Linked DNA regions of Homo sapiens: region 2 is linked to region 1. A link is an interaction called in ENCODE POLR2A ChIA-PET data of the cell type or tissue named here. Cell type or tissue: Panc1. All regions are shown on one strand. Links, peaks and the distances in the headings refer to the core of each region. The heading gives the core; the rest is flanking DNA. Region 1 holds the start of GCNT3 (glucosaminyl (N-acetyl) transferase 3, mucin type). Region 2 overlaps MYO1E (myosin IE).

Region 1 (2,903 bases), core at 86-2,585:
AAAAGCTTCAACTTCATCGCTTGAGCTTTGAATTATAAATCCTTGTATGTTTGTGGAAAGGTCTAAGAGTTCCAGTCATGGGAAACAGAGAAACTAAGCTAGGGTCATCAAGGTGGTGCTGAGAGAAGCCAGTGGGATTTGATGTTAACCTTGACGGAGGCTCGAGGAATCCTACAGTCCCAACACCAGCGTCAGAGAAGGGCCCAAGAAGCAGGATTCATCTTAAGCTGAATTTACAAATTAGCTAATGCACACTTTTACTTAATTTGTTATGGTGGCATTTACCTTTGCCAGGCGTCAGCTTGGTCTTCTCATTGACAGGAAGCTCCTTGAGGTCATGTTCTTCATCTGTTTCCCTTCAGCACCTACAGTGATAGGTATTAGCAGAATCCCAGGGCTTCCCAGAACAAAAACTGCTGAGTAAAGGGCAGGTCACAAGTAGCAAGGGCAGTTCCCGTGACTTAGAGAGAAGAGGCTCTGACTCAGAGAAGTAATGCGAGAGGATAGATAAATAGGAAAACCCAGTTAATGTGTTACTTATTAGGCTGGAGCTAGGGTTTGAAAAAGACTGAAGGCACTAAAGAAGATGAGGAGAGGGGAGGTAGGGTGTTTTGAGCTCTAACATTAAATAAATGTTCTAGGTAGTGGGCTCTTAACAAAGATGAAGTTATGAACTCTAGCCACAGACAAACGGTTGAAAGACCCAGTGTGATCAAACTGGTTTCTAATCAGGGTTGCAAAGTGAAGCTCAGACTGGATGCAATTTGCTGAAAGACAGGGACAGCCTGTAGGTTCCTCCTTAGAGCTCCACATCCTCTCTGCACTCAAAGTTCCCCCTTGCTCTAGACAGCCCTCCTGGATGCACTTCACATGGCCTGGAGTGGAAGAGAAAAGAGATTAAAGAAGAAAAGAGAAAAGAGATTAAAGAGGAAAAGAAAGAGAGAGAGAGAGAAAGAGAAAGAGAGAGGAGAGAAAAGAAAGGAAGGAAAGAGGAAAGGGGAAGGGGAGGGAAAGAGGAAAGGGGAAGGGGAGGGAAAGAAGAAAGGGGGAGGGGAGGGAAAGAAGAAAGGGGGAGGGGAGGGGAGGGGGAGGGGAGGAGAAGGGGAGGGGGAGGAGAAGGGGAGGGGGAGGAGAAGGGGAGGGGGAGGAGAAGGGGAGGGGGAGGAGAAGGGGAGGGGGAGGGCGAGGGGAGGGGGAGGGCGAGGGGAGGGGGAGGGTGAGGGGAGGGGGAGGGGGAGGGGAGGGGGAGGGGAGGGGGAGGGGAGGGGGAGGGGAGGGGAGGGGGAGGGGAGGGGGAGGGGAGGGGAGGGGGAGGGGGAGGGGGAGGCAGAGGGGAGGGGGAGGCAGAGGGGAGGGGGAGGCAGAGGGGAGGGGGAGGGAGAGAAGGGGAGGGAAGGAGGAAGGGGGAGGGAAGGAGGGAGGGGGAGGGAAGGAGGGAGGGGGAGAGAGAAAGAGAAGAAGAGAAAAGGAAGAAAAGAAAGGAGGAAAGGAAGGAAGGAGGGAGGTAAGGAGGGAAGGAGGGAGAGAGGGAAGGAAAGAAGGAGGGAGAGAGGGAAGGAAGGAAGGAGGGAAAGAGGGAAGGAGGGAAGGAAAGAGGGAGGGAAGGAAGGAAGGAGGGAGGGATGGAGAGAGGGAAGGAGGGAGGGATGGAGGGAGGGAAGGAAGGAGGGAGGGAAGGAGGGAGGGAAGGAGGGAGGGAAGGAAGGAGGGAAGGAAGGAGGGAAGGAAGGAGGGAAGGAAGGAGGGACGGAAGGAGGGAGGGAGAGAAGGAAGGAGGGAGGGAAGGAAGGAGGGAGGGAAGGAAGGAGGGAGGGATGGATGGAGGGAATGAAGGAGGGAGGGAGGAGGGAGGGAGGAGGGAGGGAGGAGGGAGAGAGAAAGAGAAAAAGAAAGAGAAAGAAGGAAAGAAAGAAAGCCCACACTACTTACTCAAAGCAAGCAAGCAAGCCCCACACTGCTTATTCACAGGAAGGAAGGAAGGAGTGAAGGAAGGAGGGAGGGAGGGAGGGAAGGAAGGAAGGAAGGAAGGAAGGAAGGAAGGAAGGAAGGAAGGAAGGAAGGAAGGAAGGCAGGCAGGCAGGCAGGCAGGCAGGCAGGCAGGCAGGCAGGCAGGCAGGCAGGCCCACACTGCTTATTCACAAAATGCAGAGGAAACTTCTGAATCTTCTCAGGTGAGATAATCTTAATTTGCTACTCTCTCTCTACTCACATTCCCAAGGCCAGTCATTTGCCAAATTGTAAAGGCGGCCTTATTTCCTCACTCCAGTCTTTGGGTGGTGCTCTGCTTCCTGCCAAGACCAGCTGCCTGCTCACAGCTGCCCCTGCTGCTGCTCAGCACCACGGAAGCAAAGGGCAGCCACGGCCATGCTTGTTCTATCTCCTGTCTCCACAAACTCACCAAAATAGACTTGTCTTCACTGTGGTGTCACAAGCTCCTTGAGGGCAGGGATCATGTCTGACTCAGCTGTGTCTTTCCCACAGCGGCTAGCACAAGAACTTGCAGACGGTAGTGTCGAAGCAAAGAGTCAAACTCTGTAAAATATTTGAAGAGATTTATTCTGAGCCAAATATGAGCAACCATGGCCCGTGACACAGCCCTCAGGAGGTCCAGAGAACATGTACCCAAGGTGGTTGGGGCACAGCTTGATTTTATACATTTTAGAGAGGCATGAGACATCAATCAAATACATTTAAGAAATAATTGGTTTGGTCCAGAAAGACGGGACAACTCAAAGGGGGTGGGGGATGGTAGGGGGGTATTTCCAGGCTATAGGTGAATTAAAATATTTTCTGGTTGACAATTGGTTGAGTTTGTCTAAAGACCTGGGATCCACAGAAAGGGAATGTTCAGGTTAAGATAAAAGATTGTGAAGACCAAGGTTCTTTTGAAATCTTATAGTGGC
Region 2 (2,903 bases), core at 262-2,761, 300 kb after region 1:
CTGGGATTACAGGTGTGAGCCACCATGCCCAGCCTATTTTTTTTTTTTTTTTTTTTTTTTTTTTTGAGACAGAGTCTCACTCTGTCACCCAAGCTGGAGTGCAGTGGCATGATCTTGGCTTACTGCAACCTCTGCCTCCTGGGTTCAGGTGATTCTCATGCCTCAGCCTCCCGAGTAGCTGGGACTACAGATGCATGCCACCACATCCGGCTAATTTTTGTTTTTTGTTTTTTAATAGAGACAGGGTTTCACCATGTTGGCCAGGATGGCCTTGAACTCCTGACCTCAAGTGATCCGCTCACCTTGGCCTCCCCAAGTGCTGGGATTACAGGCGTGAGCCACCGCGCCAGCCCCAAGGATTTGTTTTAAACTCACTGGAGCCAGGCGTGGTGGCTCACGCCTGTAATCCCAGCACTTTGGGAGGCTGAGGCGGGTGGATCGCCTGAGGTCAGGAGTTCAAGACCAGCCTGACCAACATGGAGAAACCCCACCTCTACTAAAGATAGAAAGTTAGCCGGCCATAGTGGTGCATGCCTATAATCCCAGCTACTCGGGAGGCTGAGACAGGAGAATGGCTTGAACCCTGGAGGCAGAGGTTGCCGTGAGCCAAGATCGCGCCGTTGCACTCCAGCCTGGGCAACAAGAGCGAAACTCCGTCTTAAAAAAACCAAAACCAAAAACAAAAACTAAACTCATTGGAATCATTTACAAATAATATACTCACCCAAATAGCTAGATTAGGGGTCTTAGAGTCTATGAAGCAAACCCTGAGAGTGAAGGTGGGAAGGAAATGTCAGAATTATAAGCAGGATTAACGTAGATTAAAGTTGACAGAATCTGGTTCTTGCTCTGTCCCTTTCCCATGGTGGCCAGCCCCAGCTGCCCAGCTGCTGTTGTCTGTAAGCCAAAGCTCCTGCGTGTTCTCCTTCCAATAGAAAACGACTGTGCGGAACCTCATCCTCCCCGGGCCCAGGGTGTTGGTGCAGCTGCTGAGGGATCTGGTGAGGTAGCCTATGCTCATGTGCCACTGGAGATGCCCGGAGAGTTCCAATGCCCAGGCCATACCAGCAGCTCCCTGGGTGATGTCCCCTTGGACTTAGTTTCACTCTGAAGCTGGGAAGCAATAGCCTACATTTTCAGTTAAATAAAAGCTGGAAATGATGATCTCGTTAGGCCTGCCTCCTGTACTTCATGCTTTGGTGCTCTCCTTCATTTTCCTGCCAGGAAGACTTTCCCAGTGCCTCTTTCTATATGCTTGCATCCCGTTCTCAAGTCTCTGACCAGCGGTTCCACTTTGAAGTCCATCCCACAGAAGTATTAGCTCAAGGCTGCAAAGATACAGGAATGAGAACGCTTGCTGCAACGCTGCTCATAACAGGGAGACCAGGAAAATAACCCAAAGGGCCATTCACACACCAGGTTTTTGAGATGAATGACATCATGAGCAACTCATGAGCATGAGCACCAGGCGTGCCTCACCATCTTGGCTCCTTGTTGATAACGTGTCAGTCCCTAATATCCAGCCTGACTCCAAGGACTGAGATGATGAGTGTGAAAGTACTTTGTAAATTGCAAATGGTTTTGCAAACCTAAGGGATATGATGAATCAACAATGAGCAAAGTCCTTTGAGACCTTTCACAAATAAAGGCATTTTATATATTTAAATCCTTGGCACTCACAAATTTAGCATTTGAGGTTTTGCCAACCTGTGGAGCAACCCCATGGCAATTTGCCATTTAGCTGAGGCATATATTTTCCTCCATCCACAACCTGAGTATCTCAGACGAGGATGAGGAGTGAGTGAATGAAGGAGAAATGTTAAAATATGATTACATTATAGAGTCTTTAAATGCTCATTAAAACATATATTCGTTCAGTATCTTTTATGCTTTCATTAATGTGCCCTAGGCTATTGAGAAAGAAAGAGTAAGACAAAAAGGTGAAAACTAGAAATATTCTATGTAATGGAAAAGACCATAAATATACTCATAAAACAATTAGTGAGCACAGAAATATACAATCAGGTAATCTATAATAATGTACATGTAATAATCTACAACAGATTTTTTCCCTTATTTTGGATTCTGAGAAGTGAGCACTAACATATTGCAAAGGGATTTAATTGCAAATGATTTGTGTAAACCTGGTGCCATAGAAAAACTTCTGGGGTTGAATTTAATTTTATCGCATTTAAATAGAAAAATGCCCACCTGAGAATATGCAGCTGTAATTACGAGGGAGTTTTATTGGTTGTTACTGTGGCATGTGTTTATTTCTCTCCCACTTAACATTCTGGATGGAGGGAGTTCAAGGCTGCTGTGTAGCTCTGCAGTTGTCTGGTTTTCCTGCTCTGCCATCCTTAGGGTATGGCCTTGGTCTGTCCTCATCCTTATGGGCCCCCAGTGAAGCTCTGATCAAGACCTCCTAATTTTGAATGTCCTAGAACTTGAATACACCCCTTCCACTTATGTCACACGGCCACATCTAAACTACATGGTAGGCTGGGAATGAATTTTTTATTCTGGGTAACTGTGTGTCCAATAAAAAGCCCGAGATTTTATAACTCAAGGAAAGGAAGCACAGCTCACAATTGCTGCCACAGGTCAGCCTCTGTCTGTCCATGAGCCAGTTGTTCAGATGGGAGGAAATCTGAATAGAGGAAGAGACAAGTCAGGCAAGAAAGTTGTGACTCAGGGTTTATCTCATCTGCTGGGGAGTTCAAGGGGCAGTTTAATACTGGCTGTATTTTTCGTTTCTCTAAGTAGAAGTTTCATTTAAGTTACTGTGGAATAGGCTGGGCGTGGTGGCTCATGGCTGTAATCCTAGCACTTTGGGAGGCTGAGGTGGGCGGATCACTTGAGCTCAGGAGTTCGAGACCAGCCTGGGCAACATGGCAAAACTC

Evidence for each region. Peaks named below come from ENCODE experiments on the same cell type or tissue, not always from the same donor. Only the 100,000 strongest peaks of a DNase experiment are listed, where the experiment ranks them.
Region 2: POLR2A ChIA-PET joins it to region 1 with 8 read pairs; 2 of 35 experiments call an interaction of 5 or more read pairs at or near these places.

The regions. Positions count from the first base shown.
Region 1 is chr15:59,609,364-59,612,266 of GRCh38, reverse strand. GCNT3 (glucosaminyl (N-acetyl) transferase 3, mucin type) reads right to left here and starts at 484. Exons shown (of 3, transcript NM_004751.3): 1 at 286-484. In Panc1, for the core only: no CTCF peak of the experiment used is centred there; no DNase peak of the experiment used is centred there.
Region 2 is chr15:59,305,385-59,308,287 of GRCh38, reverse strand. The region is part of intron 1 of MYO1E (myosin IE); the gene reads left to right. Among named protein-coding and RNA genes, the nearest start is that of MYO1E, 66 kb to the left of the region's middle. In Panc1, for the core only: no CTCF peak of the experiment used is centred there; no DNase peak of the experiment used is centred there; H3K27ac peaks cover 1,799 bases.